2 separate regions of the Homo sapiens genome follow, and region 2 is linked to region 1. A link is an interaction called in ENCODE POLR2A ChIA-PET data of the cell type or tissue named here. Cell type or tissue: Panc1. All regions are shown on one strand. Links, peaks and the distances in the headings refer to the core of each region. The heading gives the core; the rest is flanking DNA.

What was found. Peaks named below come from ENCODE experiments on the same cell type or tissue, not always from the same donor. Only the 100,000 strongest peaks of a DNase experiment are listed, where the experiment ranks them.
Region 2: POLR2A ChIA-PET joins it to region 1 with 6 read pairs; 2 of 35 experiments call an interaction of 5 or more read pairs at or near these places.

What each region holds. Positions count from the first base shown.
Region 1 is chr16:30,292,905-30,302,580 of GRCh38, forward strand. It overlaps the pseudogene SMG1P5. Among named protein-coding and RNA genes, the nearest start is that of NPIPB13, 49 kb to the left of the region's middle. In Panc1, for the core only: no CTCF peak of the experiment used is centred there; no DNase peak of the experiment used is centred there.
Region 2 is chr16:30,045,527-30,054,667 of GRCh38, forward strand. It overlaps LOC112694756 (uncharaterized LOC112694756), which reads left to right and starts at 7,625. Exons shown (of 14, transcript NM_001365304.2): 1 at 7,625-7,691; 2 at 7,938-7,973. The coding sequence starts at 7,968. It also overlaps a transcript of TLCD3B not described here. RefSeq lists a silencer at 3,119-3,319 and enhancers at 8,028-9,006, 9,007-9,141. In Panc1, for the core only: no CTCF peak of the experiment used is centred there; a DNase peak (open chromatin) is centred at 7,568; H3K4me3 peaks cover 1,841 bases; H3K27ac peaks cover 2,079 bases.

The DNA of each region.
Region 1 (9,676 bases), core at 4,859-7,358:
TCGTGCCATTGCACTCCAGCCTGAGTGACAGAGCGAGACTCCGTCTCAAAAAAAAATTTTTTTTCAAAATATTGCAATGGGCTTGTAATTTCTGCTTAAATGTCAGGAGGTCTGAGCCATTTTAAAATAAATCTAGCACAATTTAAGATTTTTTCTTAACCAAAATTTTAAGAAACAGCTTTCTATATACTCACCTCAGCATATGCTTCCATGTCTTCTAGAAACTGACCAAGAAGAGTCGTAGGAAATGCAAGATCAGCTACCCAAAATGGCTCCAAACTCTGCAACCACCCTTGGAATCGTATAAGAAATTGTGAAAGGGTAGGGGGGAGAAAAAACACCAAAAAATCCAAATTAAAAAAATATAAGAGGCTCGTTTTAAAAAGTATCTGGTTTTCAAGCAGCATACCCTAAAACATGTCCTATATCATAAAATTAAGACTGCTAAACATGCTGATCACGATTAACCAATACCTCTTTAATACCTCTTTAATTTCTGCAGAAATTAACATGTAAATGTTATTTCCTTACTTTTTCAGTAAATTTCATATCTATATTGTCACTACACATGACTTAAGACTAAAATGCCACAATCTACCATTGGCCTGGCTAATCCCAGGGCCACATCTAACCATTAAAGGTGTATACTCATCTCCTCAGTGAAAATGAAACAGACCACTATCACCTGAATATCCTATTTTCAAAAGTTTATTACACCAAGTAAGTTACGAGAAACTATGACACTTGAAACAAGCTGAAATGTGCAAATGAGCCACGCTAGTCATTCACTTAAATCCAAAAAAATGGGAAACAAAACCATTTCTCATTTATGACAATTCTCCAAATTAACCCTATATTTCCTTTTTTAAAAAAATAACCAGAAAAACAATAAAATGTGACAAATAACTTGGATCTTCCATTGTCCACTTCAGGGTATTGCCACTGCAATATATTCTTACCATATACTTTCCTACCAGTACAAACTACAAATAACTTGGGTAAGTCCTGTCTGTACTTACTCTACCCACCTACTAGTAATTTCCTCTGAAAATATATATTTAGCTAACAAGTCATGTTCATTTACAATAAAACATTTCTCCGAATTAGTTTTCTTGCATTATTAAAGAAATGGTATTGATAGATGGTCACTGGGGGACCACTGCTCCTCCCCGACAGTATTTAAATAACTGGTATAGGCTGCAAGACTTACCAGATACCTGCTGCGTGAGCGAAGGTTTCTGAGTATGATCTCTATGCCATCCAACTAATATATCAACTGTATCCTTGATGGAAACAAAGAGAGAGGGGGCCAATCATTTTAAGATATTACTGCCATTCACCTGTGGACCATTTCACAGCAAAAGATCCTAAAAGGAGCATCTATGTTCTACCTACTTGACATTCTAGAAACTTAGAAAGGGGAGAGGGGCAGGAAAATAAAAGAACTACATTTCTGACAACAATGAAATAGTTTATTTTCTTCAAATATTTTAAGGTACGAACGTCAGAAAGAAAAATGCGGCATTTAACCCTGGAACCTCAAATATCACTGATTATATTCAAAGGAGCAGAGGCATTGTTTTCCATCTGATTCCTCAGTTCCTCACACACACAACCATCCCCCTCACCCCATGATCTGAACAACGGAATGAGGAACTCACCCTAAAATTAGCGCTGAAAATATGAGGGTAACATCGAGCCACCAAAAGAATGCACTTAACACATTTGCAAAGCAATTCTGGTGTATCCACATTTTCAAGAATTGACTGCAGGCTGGTCATTACAAGCTTAAAAATAAAAGTTACAAACCGTGAACATTCAACAAAATAGGGAGAAAACAAGCAAATTAGGTTCATTATTTACTGACTACATAAAAAACTGAGTATGAGACCAAGAAAAATAGATTCTGTAGTTTTAGTTAAAAAAAAAAAAAAATTCACTTGTAAATCCCAACTGCTTGGGAGGCTGAGACACAAGAATCGCTTGAACCCAGGAGGCAGAGGTTGCAGTGAGCTGAGACTGCACCGCTGCACTCCAGCCTGGACAATACAGCCAGACTCCATCTCAAAAAAAATAATAATTAATAAATAAATAAATAAATTGAAAATATTTCGCTCCACTAAGATGTTAAGCTAAAAACAAATACTGCTTTCTCCTCTTCAATGTTTGTTAATATTAGTCCTTTGACATCAGTTAACATTAGTCCTTAATAACATCTGTTTACAATATCTCTAAATGCTCTCTTTAAGATTCTACCTGTGATTAAATTTCAAATACAAAAAAGTAAAATGGATTTGGGAAACTTTTCTATAAAGTACAACAATTACTTTGCAATCCAAAATATAAAGCAAATTTTATATAATTTATGCTTTAGTATATTAGTACTTGCTTCATATTAAAATTAAAGAAGATCAGTATGGCACCACACATGAATAACATGCAGGCTCAGGTTACCATTATACATAAATTTTTAAAATAAATATATGGCAAAAATAAAATAATAAATAACTATTTGTCATTCCATTGAAAGAATATTTATTTTGCAGCTGTTAAAAAACATTTTTCCCTAAAAAAGGAAAAGCTGCGCTTTACATAGCAATCTTATAAAAGAAATGCTAGAATCAGAAAACCATCATTTTACGCTGGGTGCAGTGGCTCACACCTGTAACCCCAGCACTTTGGGAGGACGAGGCAGGTGGATCACCTGAGGTCAGGAGTTCAAGACCAGCTTGGCCAGCATGATGAACTCCATCTCTACTAAAAATATAAAAATTAGCAGAGCACAGTGGCACATGCCTGTAATCCCAGCTACTCAGGAGGCTGAAGCAAGAGAACTGCTTGAACCTGGGAGGCGGAGGTTGCAGTGAGCCGAGATCGCACCACTGCCCTCCAGCTTGGACAATAGAGCAAGATTACATCTCAAAAAAAAAAAAAGAGAGAAAAAGAAAACCATTATTTTGCAATAGCCAATGTTATAATCTACACAGGCACAGACTATCAATGCTAAAAATCATTTAAAAGACATCTTAAGGGTAATTACAGAAATTTGAATATAGAACACATATGTAATAAAATTCATTTTCTTAGGTATGATTACAATATTCTTGTTATACAGAAGAAAAACCTTATTCTTGGGAGATGCATACTAAAACATTATGGGGTGAACTGTCATCATGTATATGGTTTTCAGATGCTCAACAAAAGTGTGTGAGAAAATAAAACTGTAGCAAAATATTAGTAACTGGTAAATCTAGGTGAAGCATATATTATGAAATTATTATCGTTATTTACAGGTATTTATTTTACTGGTGCATCTATCTTTCTATGAATGTGAGAATTTTCACAAGAGATGGGAAAATGTTCATAATTATGCATGCAGAATAAGCCCAAGCTGGTGGCATTCTGTTCAGTTACAGGTAATTTTCTGAATCCTCCCTCAAATTTTTCTCAAACCTCTATAATCAAGGGGGAAAATGTTTCGTTTTGTTTTGCTTTTTTGAGACAGGGTTGCCTATAATGGAGTGCAGTAGCTTGACCATAGCTCACTGTAGCTTCAACCTCCCAGGCACAAGCGATCCTCCTGCCTCAGCCTCCAAGTAGCTGGGATTACAGATGCATGCCACCATGCCCGACTTATTTTTTTTCCTTTTTTTGATAGAAACAGGGTTTCACCATGTTGCCCAGGCTGGTCTCAAACTCCTGGACTCAGGCAATTCACCGGCCTCAGCCTCCCACAGTGCTGGGGTTACAGGAGTGAGCCACCATGCCCAGTTAAAAATACATTTTTTATTTAAAAAAAAAAAAAGAACATTCCTTATATTTCCTTTATATTTTTTAAACTACATACCCAAAATAAAGCATATCAAAAACTATATTAAAAAAAAACCCTAATATCAGATATTCCAAACACAACAATACCATAATTTAATCACTTAAAATCTTACTCAAAACTAAATCAATGATCTTTTAGGCCAGGTGTGGTGGCTCATGACACTAATCACAGTACTTTGGGAGGCCGAGGCAGGAGGATCACTTGAGGTCAGGAGTTCAAGACCAGCATGGCCAACACAATGAAACCCCATCTCTACTAAAAATACAAAAATTAGCCAGGCTAATGGCACACTCCTGTAATACCAGCTACTCGGGAGGCTGAGGCAGGAGAATCGCTTGAACCTGGGAGGCAGAAGTTGCAGTGAGCCGAGATCATGCCACTGCACTCCAGGCTGGACAACAGAGCAAGACTCTGCATCAAAAAAAAAAAAAAAAAAAAAAAAGGAATGATGTTTTAATATATTCAGATACACAAATGTGAAATAAAACTAAGTAGAGCTGGTATTCATTTACACATAATTATCTTATACCATTTGGAATAAGAATTTGGGGCACGTTAGCAAACCAAAAGGCTCAGAAAGAAGTTGTGATATTTAGTTCTTGTCTCCCTCTACAAATGTGAAGCACTCTTCTATCCAGCATTCCTAGTGGAGTTCCTATTTTCAAATTTGCAAATCATTCTGGTCCTAAGCAATCTCAAAAAAACATTTCTAAAAACCAAAGAGGAAAAAAATCCTTTTTTTTTTTTTTTTTTTTTTTTTGAGACAGAGTCTGGCTCTGTTGCCCAGGCAATGGTGTGATCTCGGCTCACTGCAACCTCGGCCTCCCGGGTTCAAGCGATTCTCCTGCCTCAGCCTCCTGAGTAGCTGGGACTACAGGCACGTGCCACCATGCCTGGCTAATTTTTGTATTGTTAGTAGAGACGGGGTTTCACCATGTTGGCCGGGATGGTTTCGATCCCTTGACCTCATGATGTTCCCACCTCGGCCTCCCAAAGTGCTGGGATTACAGGCATATAGGCCACCGCGCTTGGCTGAGGAAAAAAATCTTAAAACTAACTTATTTCAAATCTAACTTCAACGTGTATCTTTTTTTTTTCTTTTTTTTTTTTGAGACAGAGTCTCACTCTGTTGCCCAGGCTGGAGTGCAGTGGCGCGATCTCGACTCACTGCAAGCTCCGCCTCCCAGGTTCACGGCATTCTCCTGCCTCAGTCTCCCAATTAGTTGAGACTACAGGTGCCCACCACCACGCCCGGCTAATTTTTTTTGTATTTTTAGTAGATATGGGGTTTCACTATGTTAGCCAGGATGGTCTCGATCTCCTGACCTCATGATCCGCCTGCCTCGGCCTCCCAAAGTGCTGGGATTACAGGCGTGAGCCACCGCACCCGGCGTGTAAGCCAATTTCTTAGAAGAAATCTCTCCCTCTTTCTCCACATATATGCATATATGTATGTAGCACTGATCCTTGAACAGTGTATCCTTTACTCAAACTGAGAAAGAGGAATTTTTAAAACATATTTCCTATCAGTAGATAACCCCTATTCTATGTTTCCCTTCTTCAAGCTCCCCTCCAAGGACATGTGTTAAGGGACAATTTTCTTCCCAAGTACATCATGCATTTTCCCCCTTCATTCTTACCTGCATTACAGATGAAAAGGCTTTCTTTTCTCCTACAGTCTCTAGTGCTTTGTAGGTGGCACATAAGTAGAGGACTTTAACTTCATCTTTTGCAGATGAGCTAAATTTGCTAAAACTCCACTTGAAGATCTTCTCAGCCTCATAGCTCAGAGAAGCACAAAGAAGGCCAAGACAGCAAGCTCCCTCCTGTCTCAACTCCTGAAGCAATTTGCTACTGTGTTTATTTTAATGCAAACAAAAAACACACACAAAAGGCTTAAGTTTTCTATGATGACACGAGTAATACATCTTACAAAAGAATGTCTTAAGTGGTTTTTTAAATTTCTATTCAAACTACATAAAAGGTTGAAATTTTCTCCACTTTAAATACTACATTCTGTCTAGCCTGCATTGCCCTCAAGTATCTGTCTGACATTACTTTCTTTTTACAAAATCAATTATTTACAAACAGTGAGGGAAGGCCCAAAAATGCTAAATTCCATCTCAAACTGTATTAAATAACTCTCAGAAAAGGGCAGCAACAAATAATTAGATAAAACACTCTATACATAACTACATTCTACATAATATCCAATATGTAATGACTATAAAATAAAAAATGGTAATAGTTAAATACAGAAACTTAAAAGGATAACAGTAATGATTTACATAGAACTTTAATAAGTAACTCTATAAAACAAAACCATCAAAAGGCACTAAGGTTTATGACCAGCTGAGATAAATTTTGGGTACTTGCCAACACTGCAAATCTTTGGGAATCACCATAACAAAAAATGACCACACACCTCTGGAGACGCTAATAGCCAGAGAATATATGGTTTGGATCCACTCTTACCCAAAGAAGGAAATTCCTTTTTACCTCTATTCTCTAAGCAGTTTCAAATTCTCTAGTTTACAAAAACTAATTTTATTCTTCATGCCTGCATCAAGAGTTTATGCCATTCCATAAGTCAAGACTCAGTTATCCAGTGAGACTAGTAAATTAAAAAAATAAAATATTCCAGCCAGGCACAGTGGCTCATGCCTGTAATCCCAACACTTTGGAAGGCTAAGGTGGGTGGATCACCTGAGGTCAGGAGTTCCAGACCAGCCTGGCCAACATGGTGAAACCCTGTCTCTACTAAAAATACAAAAATTAGCTGGCAGTTGTGGTGCATGCCTGTAGTCCCAGCTACTCGGGAGGCTGAGGCAGGAGAATCACTTGAACCCGGGAGGTGGAGGTTGCAGTGAGCTGAGATCGCACCACTGCACTCCAGCCTGGGCGACACGGTGAGACTCTGGCTCAAAAAATAAATATTCTTTTCAAGTGGATTCCATTTGTATTCAACCGTAATTAACACATAATTAATGCAGATAAAAATGACAAGACCCACTGAAATGTCAATAGATGTTCATAAACAAAGCCAGTGGGTTTGTCTTCTTGTGTATTGTTAAGTAATTTCTAAAAATATATTTTAAAGTCATTTAAACCGAACCATTATTAGTTACTTACCTTTCATTAAGCACATCATGTACAGCAGCCAAGATATTATCCAATTGTTTAACTAGTACCTTTAAAAGAAAACACATTTATAAAAACTTCAAATTCCTATACTTTTAAGAATAGCATTGTGTACTTTTTTACTTGTCTTCCCTCCAAATTCTAATTCAACAGTACTTTACTTTCTTTATTATTCCCACTCCCCAATGAGCATGTATCAGGAATGTCATGTTTCCTTTCAGCCTATGAAAGAAATTCACCCACTGGAAACATAGAGCTGTGATCATCAACAAAAAAATAAACTCAAAAAGCTTGTTTTATTTACTTTGAAATCCATTTGAAAAATTGACTGATGGATGGAGGGATAGATGGAGAGATATGTGACAAGGCAGTATTTAGGGCAAAACATTAACGACAAAAATTAGATGATGGGTTTAACAGATTCAATGTCAAATTCTTTCAACTTGCTATATATTTGAAACTACTCATAATAAAATTTGGAAGGAGGAGAAACTTGCTTTGATCCAAGTGTCATCTGCCTCACTAGACCATTTTCATTAATTTTCTCCTGCTCATTGTCAAGTTCTTTTTTTTTTTTTTTAAGATGGAGTTTCACTCTTTTCGCCCAGGCTGGAGTGCAATGGCGTGATCTCAGCTCACTGCAACCTCCGTCTCCTGGGTTCAAGCGATTCTCCTGCCACAGCCTCCCATGTAGCTGGAATTACGGTCATGTGCCACCACGCCCAGCTAATTTTGTATTTTTAGTAGAGATGGGGCTTCACTATGTTGGGCAGGCTGGTATCGAACTCCTGAACTCAGGTGATCCGCCCACCTTGGCCTCCCAAAATGCTGGGATTACAGGCATGAGCCACCACACCTGGCCCATATCAAGTTCTTAATTGGTGTAAAGAAAGTGAAGAAAAAAATTTAACCCTTCCCATACTTTGTTACATTTCTGTTGTTGTTTTAAGAGACAAGGACTCCCTCTGTCGCCCAGGTTGACATGCAGAGGTGTGATCATATCTCACTGCAACCCTGAATTCCTGGGCTCAAGTGATTCTTCCACCTCAGCCAGGTGTAGTAGCACATGCCTGAAGTCCCAGCTACTCAGGAGGCCACAGCGGGAGGACAGCTTGAATCCAGGAGTTTGAGACTGCAGTGAGCTATGATTGTGCCACTGCACTCCAGCCTGGGCGAGAGCAAGATCTTGTCTTTAAGAAGAAAAAGAAATTACATATTAGAGAGCATTAAGTTCTTGATCATCATAATACAGACTTTCCCCATTCTTAAACTACTCAAGGTAGCATTACCTAGTTTATTATGGAAACACAAAAATCCTCATATTTCCAAACATACTATACTTACCAGCTTATTTTCTGGTTGCTGAATAAATTCTTTCAACTGCTTTACAGTGACCAATCTTCAGTCTCTGTCGTCTTCCCGGGTGATCCTCCGAAGAAGATTTGACAGTCGAGACTCATCACAATAAGACATCGATCTCTCTGTGAATATATAAACATTTTGTTGTCCATTGAGTATAAATAAGCAAAGGAATTTTTAAATTTTAAAATAATTTTTAAATTTTTAAAATTAAAAATTATTTAAATAATAATTAAATTATTATGGTGGCTCATGCCTGTAATCCCAGTACTTTGGAAGGCGGGTAGATCACATCAGTTCAGGAGTTTGAGACCAGCCTGGGCAACATGGTGAAACCCTGTCTCCACAGACACACAAAAAATTACATAAACTAGCCAGCCAAGGTGGTGTGCACCTGTAGTCCCAGCTACTCGGGAGGCTGAGGCAGGAGAATCACTGGAGCCCGTGAGGTGGAGGTTGCAGTGAGCCGAGATCACCCCACTGCACTCCAGCCTGGGTGACAGAGCAAGACCCTCTCTCAAAAATAAAATTACATCAAAAGTCACAGTCCACTGGTCAATAAAAGCTCAGGGAATATAGGTCCTATCGCTCTTTTGTTCAACTCTATATTCCAAATCCCAGCAGAGTGCCTGGCACATAACAGACCCTCAAAAAAATATTTGCTGAAGGAAACGAGAAATGAATAACCCTAGGCCAGCTGAACACCTCATTCCAGAGGACTGGCTGGGAGAGAAAAAAGAAAGGCCTTAGTAACAACTTTCTTTGGGTCCATTCCAAACTGTTTTCAACATGCAGGTAAAGAGCCTGGGTGTAGGTAAATTAAACAACTTCCAAGGGGTACGGATAAAGCCTCAATCGAGTAAAAACAGGATATAGGCTTCTACTTATCATCTAGGTATCCCACTGGAGGAAAGCCTCTTATTCACATTATCATCATTTCCCTGGGATGAAGTTTTGGGGAGCCATAATCACACATTTAGTTCAACAAATGTCTAATTATCATCTACCACATGCAAGGCATGCCTCCACTAGAAAGGTAGCAAACCACAACTTTTCTCCCCTTATTTTTTAATCACAAGAACAAGCACACAATAGTGAATACCATTAGTATATTAACAATGCCTTTAAAAACTAGATTTTTGCTGGGCGAGGTGGCTCTTCCCTGTAATTACCCAGCACTTTGGAAGGGCAAGGCAGGCAGATCACTTGAGCCCAGGAGTTCGAGACCAGCATCGGCAACATGGTACAACCCCATCTCTACGAAAAATACAAAAATTAGCTGGGCACAGTGGCACATGCCTGTAATCCCAGCTACTCAGGAGGCTGAGGTGGGAGGATCGCTTT
Region 2 (9,141 bases), core at 6,178-8,677, 250 kb before region 1:
GTATGTGTGGTGTGTGTGTGTGGTGTATGTGGTGTGTGTGTGGTGTATGTGGTATGTGTGTGGTGAGTGGTGTGTGTGTTTGTGTGGTGTGTGTGTGTATTTGTGTGTGGTATGTGTGTTTATGTGGTGTGTGTATGGTGTGTGTGTTGATGTGTTTGGTGTGTGTTTGTGTGTGTGTGTGTTGTGTGTGTTTGTGTGTGTGGTGTGTGTTTGTGTGTGTGTGTGTCTTCTTGCTGACATACCACCTAAAATAAACCCAAGATGGGATGCACCACATACTCTGAACCCTTGTCGGGTGGTCAATGGGTGTTCAGGACATCCCAGCAGAGGAAGGGAGACACACCAGCCTGTCCTGGCCTGGGTGTGCAGCCAGAAAGCATGGGGCCAGGCTGGGCAACACAGTGAGACCTCCTCTCTACAAAAAGTCAAAAAAATTAGCTGGGCGTGGTGCTGTGTGCCTGTAGTCCCAGCTACTTAGGAGGCTGAGGTGAGAGGATCGCTTGAGCTAGGGAGGTGGAGGCCACAGTGAGCCATGATCGCGCCACTGCACTCCAACCTGGGTGACAGAGGGAGACCCTGTCTCAAAAACAAAACAAAAACAAACAAAACATAGAGCATTAGGCAGTCCACCACGTGTGGAGGGGCAGTGCAGGGCAGGGGTATAGGAGGGCCCATCCAAGCCTCTGTGACTTTGGCCACCATCTTTCCTTCCCCTAGCCTGTCTCCCCAGGTGAGTTTCACCCCCAGGCAGTCCTTAGAGACCCGCCACCCAATTTACCCTTGGCCTTGAGTTTACCGTTCTCTGTTCTTCCAGGTTCTGCCGCCCACAGGCTGTTTCACTCATCCTCTCCACCGGGTGCCCTGCGGAGGTGTGCAAGTGTGATATCATCAAAGGCTGTGAATAAGTAAACAATAAGTGGCCAGAAGTGGCCTGTTTCCCACATGATACCCAGGGAAGGGTCCGATTCCCCCCGCCTGGGCTCTGGGGCAAGTCCTGGCTGGCGTGCCAGAGCATTTATTATTTAGTATTTTTACTTACCTGTCCCAGGTTAGGGACTGTCCCAAGCAATGCCAGTCCCACCCTCTATCTGCACACCAGAAAAAGCTGAGGGCACAGCAGGTGATTGGAGTCAGACAGCTAAGGGTCCAATCCCTTTCTTCTCACATAGACTGGCTGTGTGACCTTGGCCAAATTTCACAACCTCTCTGAGCCTCCACTGAGCACACACCAAGTCCCATTGCCAGGCCTAAGTCCTGCTTCTGCCAGTCACTAGCCTGGCATCCTTGTGCAAGGGATTCAACTCCTCTGAGCCTTGGGCTCCTCATCAATGAAACAGCAGCACCTCTACCTGGGGCTGCTGGGGTGATTAAATGAGATCTGTGTAAAGCACAGTTGCTATACACATACGCATTGTGATATTCATTAATAGTCATTCAAAATGTATATATTTAGAGATGAGATCTCGATCTGTCGTCCAGGCTGGAGTGCAGTGGCATGATCATGGCTCCCTGTAGCCTTGAACTCCTGGGCTCAACTGATCCTCCCTCTTCAGCCTCCTAAGTAGCTAGAATTACAGGCATGAGCCACCATGCCCTGCCTGTTGTGTCATCTGTCTGTCTGTCTGTCTGTCTGTCTGTCTGTCTATCTATCTATCTATCTATCTATCTAGCGCAATCTCGGCTCATTGCAACCTCTGCCCCCAGCGGTCAAGCAATCTTCCCACCTCAGCCTCCTGAGTAGCTGGGGCTACAAGCATGTGCCACCGTGCCTGGCTAATTTTTGCTTTTTGGTTTTGGGTTTTTTTCTTTTTTTGAGATGGAGTCTTCCTCTGTCACCCAGGCTGGAGTCCAGTGGTGCAATCTCAGCTCACTGCAACCTCTGCCTCCCAGGTTCAAGCAATTCTCCTGCCTCAGCTTCCTGAGTATCTGGGATTACAGGCACGTGCCGCCATGCTCGGCTAATTTTTGTATTTTTAGTAGAGACAGGGTTTTACCATGTTGGCCAGGCTGGTCACGAACTCCTGACCTCAAGTGATCCGCCTGCCTCGGCCTCCCGCAGTGCTGGGATTACAGGTGAGAGCCACCACACCCAGCCTAATTTTTGTATTTTTTGTAGAGACTGGGTATTCATCATGTTGGCCAGGCTGGTCTCAAACTCCTGACCTCAGGTGATCCACCCGCCTCAGCCTCCCAAAATGCAGGGATTACAGGTGTGAGCCACTGTACGTGGCCTATAATTTTTTTTTTTTTTGAGATAGTGTCTCACTCTGTTGCCCATGCTGGAGTGGAGTGGTGTAATCATAGCTCACTGTAGTCTCAAACTCCTGGGCTCAGCCCTGGCGTGGTGGCTCACGCCTGTAATCCCAGCCCTTTGGGAGGCCAAGGCGGGTGAATTACCTGAGGTCAGAAGTTCAAGACCAGCCTGGTCAACATGGTGAAACCCTGTCTCTACTAAATATACAAAAATTAGCTGGGCGTGGTGGCGGGTGCCTGTAATCCCAGCTACTTAGGAGACTGAGGCAGAAGAATCGCTTGAACCCAGAAGGCAGAGGTTGCAGTGAGTCAAGATCGCACAACTGCACTCCAGCCTGGGCAACAAGAGTGAAACTTCGCCTCCAAAAGAAAAAAAAAAAACCACCACCAACAACAACAAACAAAAAAACTCCTGGGCTCAAGAGATTCTTCCACCTCAGCTTCCCAAGTAGTTGGACCATAAATACACATGAAAATTAGAAAACATGCATGTCTAATTTTTCTTTTTTTTTTGTAGAGATGGAGTTCACTATGTTTCTGAGGCTGGTCTTGAACTCCTGGGCTCAACCGATCCTTTCACCTCAGCTTCCCAAAGTGCTGGGGGATTGCAGGCATGAACCACTGCACCTGGCTATATATTTTAATGAGCCTTCATTCTATGCCATGTGCCTTGCATACATTTTCTCAAATAATCACAGAAAGCCCTGCCAGTCCCTGAGGGTTATCCCCACTTTCCACATGAGTACAACTGAGGCTCAGTGAGGTCAATTGACTTGTCCAGGGTTGCACAGATATACTGTGGCAGAACTAGAATTCAAATCCAGATCTTTCCTGGTTCTAAAGGCTTTTTTTTTTTCTCGCCCAGGCTGGAGTTCAGTGACATGATCTCAACTCACTGCAACCTCTGCCCTCTGCCTCCCCAGTTCAAGTGATTCTCCTGCCTCAGCCTCCCGAGTAGCTGAGATTACAGGCATGCACCACCACGCCCAGCTATTTTTTTTTCTTTTTGGGGGCGGAGTCTCTGTCTGTCACCCAGGCTGGAGTGCAGTGGTGCGATCTTGGCTCACTGCAACCTTCACCTCATGGGTTCCAGCAATTCTCCTGTCTCAGCCTCCCAAGTAGCTTGGATTATAGGCACCTGCCACCATGCCCAGCTAATTTTTGTATTTTTAGTAGAGATGGGGTTTTGCCATGCTAGCCAAGCTGATCTCAAACTCCTGACCTCAGGTGGTCCGCCTGCCTTGGCCTCCCAAAGTGCTGGGATTACAGGCGTGAGCCACTGCACTGGCCTAAAGGTTTTTTTCGTTTTGTTTCCAACTGGGCCATTATTATTTCCAACCTATAAGATGGAAGTAATTGTTTCTGCCACTCGTGCCTCCTGTAAGGATTAAGTAAGATAAAGTCTGTGGAGAGGCCTCTGTTGACACCAGCTCTAGCTCAGCACTGCTTCTTTATTCCCCCAGGGTAATTACCTAAACACAAGCCTTTCATTTTATACTAAGGAGGCTGGTGAACCTCTTCTTAATCTCTGGGAGATGATATCGTTGGATGTCCATTGGAGGCAGCTGAAAGTATTAGATCAGAATCAGAACTGCCAGGTCCCTTCCCACGTCCAAGCCTGCTGAAGCTTCTTTCATCTTCTGGGAACTCTGCATCTCTGATCTCCCACCCACCCCACGATTATTGGAAGTATACAATCCTGTCTGCCCTTTCCTAGGGGAAGTGCGGAACTACATATGATACATCTGACATCTCCAGCTTCCAACTTCGGGAGAGGAGACTTTGCGGTTAGCTGGCTATTGTGAAGTCAGTTTTTCTCTGCCCCCAGCAAATGTTGTGATGTGGATAGAAGTGGGGCCTCGGCACAGCCAGGCGCAGTAGCTCACATCTGTAACCCAGCACTTTGGGAGGCCGACGTGGACAAATCACAAGGTCAGGAGTTTAAGACTAGCCTGGCCAACATGGTGAAACCCTGTCTCTACTAAAAATACAAAAATTAGCCGGGCATGGTGGCATGCGTCTGTAATCCCAGCTATTTGGGAGGCTGAGATAGGAGAATCACTCAACTTGGGAGGCAGAGGTTGCAGTGCGCTGAGATCGCACCACTGCACTCTAGCGTGGGCAACAGAGCAAGACTCCATCTCAAAAAAAAAAAAAAAGAGAAAGAAAAGAAATGGGGCCTTGGCAAAGTGGGGTGCATACATCATCCCTTGTCTTGGCTTGCCTGGCAACACACAAGCCTGGGGCACTGCCCGTGCTCCTGCATAATGTATGAGCCCATGGTAGGAACAAAACACCAGCACCAGCGAGTCTGGGCACTGCAGGCCACGGACGTGTCCAGGGGCCTTGCCAAGGCTGAAGTCTCTCTGTTGGCAGAATATGCAGAATATGTGTTCCTGGAGGCCTTTTGTAGGGCTGAGGTGAGAACTGGCCTCAACTTGGTCCTCAGGATTCCATCAGACAATAAGACCGCCCAAGGCCGGGCACAGTGGTTCACGCTTGTAATCCCAGCAATTCGAGAGGCTGAGGCAGGAGGATCGCCTGAGCCCAGGAGTTCAAAAACAGCCTGAGCAATACAGTGAGACCCCGTCTATACAAAAAATTTTAAAAATTAGCTGGGTGTCGTAGCATGCACCTGTAGTCTCAGCTACTTGGGAGACTGAGGTGGAAGGATCCCTTGAGCCAGGAGGTCGAGGCTGTTGTGGTGAGCCATGATTGTGCCATTGCACTCCAGCCTGGGCTACCGAGTGAGACTCTGTCTCAAAAAAAACAAAAACAAAAACAAAAACCGGAAGACAGCCTAAGAAGACAATCTTCTTTAGGATCAATAATGGTGACATTAGCAACAGCTAGACTTCTGTTTTCTGGGCTTGAAACGCCCTCTGAGAGGGCCAGGGGTGGCCAAGAGGGTGGCTGAGACCACCTCAGTATGGTTGACAGTGGGAGGGAAGATTTGGATCCAGGGACACAGCCCCTGGCAGTTTCCGTGGCTGCCTCATGGTGTAGGAAACCCCAGGAGCAGCAGCTGTGGTGAGGTATGTTGGGGTGGAGAACATGGACAAAAATAGGTATATGGTGGCATTGTTTTTAGGGGAAAATGCCAGGATTCAGCCATCGTTTAGGAAGTCGGAGGCCTCCATAGAGAGGGGTGCTTGTGTGAGCGTGCATGTGTGGGTGTGTGCAAGTGTCTGTGTGTGTGTGATCTAAAAAGGTTAGGAATGAAACGGGGAGGTCTGAGTGCCTTGAAAGCCAAGGAAATTAGGACGTGTGGAAAACAATGCTTCATTCGTGGATGGTGTTTGGTTTCAATTCATTCATAGAATCAGTGAGTATTGGCTGAGTGCAGTGGCTCTGGCCTGTAATACCAGCAACCTGGGAGGCCGAGGTGGGAGGATCATTTGAGGCAGGAGTTGGAGACTAGCCTGGCCAACATAGTGAGACCCCATGTCTACTTTATTAAAAGAAAAAAACAGGCCAGGCGCAGTGGCTCACACCTGTAATCCCAGCACTTTGGGAGGCCAAGGCGGGCAGAACACCTAAGGTCGGGAGTTCGAGACCAGCCTGACCAACATGGACAAACCCCGTCTCTACTAAAAATACAAAATTAGCTGGGCATGGTGGCACTTCCAGCTACTCTGGAAGCTGAGGCAGGAGAATTGCTTGAATCCAGGGCGGAGGTTGCAGTGAGCTGAGATCACACCATTGCACTCCAGCCTGGGCGACAAGAGCAAAACTCCGTTTCAAAAAAAAAAAAAAAAAAGAAAAGAAAAGAAAAAAGAAAGAAAGAAAGAAAAAGAATCAGTGAGTATTCACCAAGGCTCCCAGGGCTAGGCCAAGTACTAGAGCTCAGGATACGGAGATGACTCAGACCAGGCCCCAGACACTTGCAGTCTAATTGTGGAGCCAGACATGGAAGTGAGGAATTCAAGTATCTTGTGAGAAGTGCGAGAACAACAGTATCTGTAGGATGCTGTGGGAATTCACAGTCCAAAGCAGCCACCTCTGCCTGAGGTTGGCAGGGAGACCTCACAGAGGCAAAACTGAGGACGTGCTTGAGGGATGAGGAAGAGGTTTGAGGGGAAGACAGAGGGTGTTCCAGGCAGAGGGATCAGCAACTGCAAAGCTGTGGAAATGTGAGACCCTACACACTGGTTCAGGAAGCTTCAGCAGATCCTACTGAAGGTGGCTTATGCCTGTAATCCCAGCTACCTGGGAGGCTGAGGCTGGAGGACTGCTTGAGCCCAGGAGTTCAAGACCAGCCTTAACAACATAGCAAGACCACATCTCTAAAAATTCAGAAAAAAAGGCTGGGCACAGTGGCTCATGCCAGTAATCCTAGCACTTTGGGAGGCCAAGGCGGGCGGGATTGCCTGAGGTTAGGAGTTCGAGACCAGCCTGGCCAACATGGTGAAACCCCGTCTCTACTAAAAATACAAAAATTAGGTGTGCGTGGTGGCAGTCGCCTGTAATCTCAGCTACTCGGGAGGCTGAGGCGGGAGAATCGCTTGAACCCAGGAGACATAGGTTGTAGTGAGCCAAGATCACACCATTGCACTCCAGCCTGGGAGATGAGCGAAAATCTGTCTCCAAAAAATAAATAAATCAATTAATAAATAAATCAGTAAAAAAGAACCGGGCCCGGCGCGGTGGCTCACGCCTATAATCCCAGCACTTTGGGAAGCTGAGGCGGGCGCATCACTTGAGGTCAGGAGTTCGAGACCAGCCTGGTCAACATTGCGAAACCCTGTCTCTACTAAAAATACAAAAATTAGCCGGGTGTGGTAGTGCGCGCCTGTAATCCCAGCTACTCGGGAGGCTGAGGCAGGTGAATCACTTGAACACGGGAGGCGGAGGTTGCAGTGAGCCGAGATCGCGCCACTGCACTGCAGCCTGGGCGACAGAGCGAGACTCCGTCTCAAAAATAAATAAATAAATAAATAAATAAATAAATAAATAAATATAAATAAAATATAAAAAGTAGCATTGATGTTTACAATATCCCTGAGCGGCAGGCGTTTCTCCCTTTTGCAGATGCTCAGTGGCTTGGCCGGAGATACATCCAAGTGGTGGGTGTAGCCTGGGGGTTCAATCCTCCTGTGGCGCCCCAGAACCCGGTGCCTCCTCCAACGTCCGGCATCTGATGAGGATCCGACCCAGGCGGGCGGCGGCGGGATTCGCTCTTCCCCTTCGCTCCCCGCGAGAAAGCCCCGAGGGCCGCGGCGGCGCAGAGCCGGTGACAGTTGAAGCTTAGGCGGGAAGAGGGAGGCGCGAGGCGGGAAGAGGGAGTTTGGGCCTCGGCAGCCGCCGTACAAACACCGCTCTGGTCACCATGGCAACAGCGGGATGCCGCGAACGGCTTCTGGGCGGGGCCGGTCCCTCGGACGATTGGACCTAGCTTGGCGCGGAATCCGTGAATTGCCCGCGGCCCGAGGGTGCAGGTGATGGGTGCTGACCGACTGGGGAAGCCCGGAGTGTGGGGACTGAGGAGGGGAGTGGCCTGGGGCGCGCTGGAGCCTGCGAGGAAGGCGCCGCCTCGGATCCCCCGCCCCCCATTCCCCTTCCCGAATTCCACCCTCCGGCCCAGCCATGGCCTCAGTTTCCCCAAACAGGAAAGGGAAGGAGGGTGGGCACCCCGGTCTAACGGTGCCTCTCAGCCTCTGAGACCCAGAACCTTCCTTCTGCAGCTCCCGGACTGACTGGCTCTGCCCTTCCCCATGGACGTAAGTCCGGGCCCCTTCCCCTCTCTGGGCCCCCTCAGCGCCCTCTCCTAACCCCGAATGGGCCTGTCTTCCAGCACGGACTGGGGAGGGGGCTTCTACCCAACAGAGACTACAACCTGCCAGCTCAGGACGAGAGCTGTCAGGAAGAGTCCAGGAATGGACTTCCCACGGGAGGGCACATTTCTGGTATTCCTGGCAAGATAAGGAGTTGACTAAGTAATCCACGAGAAAAGGCATTTCCGGCAGAGGAAACAGTCTGGGGGTGAGAGGGAGGCTGCAGCATTTGGGGAACTGCTAGGGCTATCGTGTGTTTGGAAGAGGGGGAGGGAGAGAGGTAGGCAGGGCTAAATTGGGAATTTTGTCACTGACATAAATTTTAAGTGCCAGGCGTGGTGGCTGTCGCCTGTAATTCCAGCTACTGAGGAGACTGAGGTGGGAGGATCGTTTAAGCCCAGGAGCTCGAGGCTGCAGCGAGCCATGATCATGCCGCTGCACTCCAGCCTGGGTGACAGAGTGAGACACTGTCTCTAAAAAAATTGACCAGGTGCGGTGGCTCATGCCTGGAATCCCAGCACTTTGGGAGGCCGAGGCGGGCGGATCACCTGAGATCAGGAGTTCAAGACCAGCCTGGCCAACATGGCAAAACCCCCTCTGTACTAAAAATACAAACATTAGCTGGGCGTCGTGGCGCGCACCTGTAATCCCAGCTACTAGGGAGGCTGAAGTAGGAGAATCGCTTGAACCCGGGTGGCAGAGGTTGCATGAACCAAGCTTGCCCCACTGCTCCAGCCTGGGTGACAGTGATACTCCGTCTCAATAAGAATAATAATAATAAAATAAATAATAGAAAAAGTTTTAAGTGAGTTACTGGGAGCCATTGACGGATTGTAAGGGAGGGAGGGATACTACACAAGGACATCTGGTGTGGAAAGGGGCAAAATTGCAGGTTGGATGACAGGAGCCGGTAATGTGGGCTGAGGGATGGTAAAGGAGTGGCAAGGGAGTCAGAGACAAGAGATCTCTTTGGAGAGGCATTCCAGAAGGAAAATCAGCCCTAGAAGACTCTAGAATGCTGAAGTGCTTGATGTTGCTGAACTGGGAATGATAGGGAAAAAGGCAGGCTCAGGGCACAAGATAATGAGTCAGGGTGTAGTCCTGTTGACGCTCT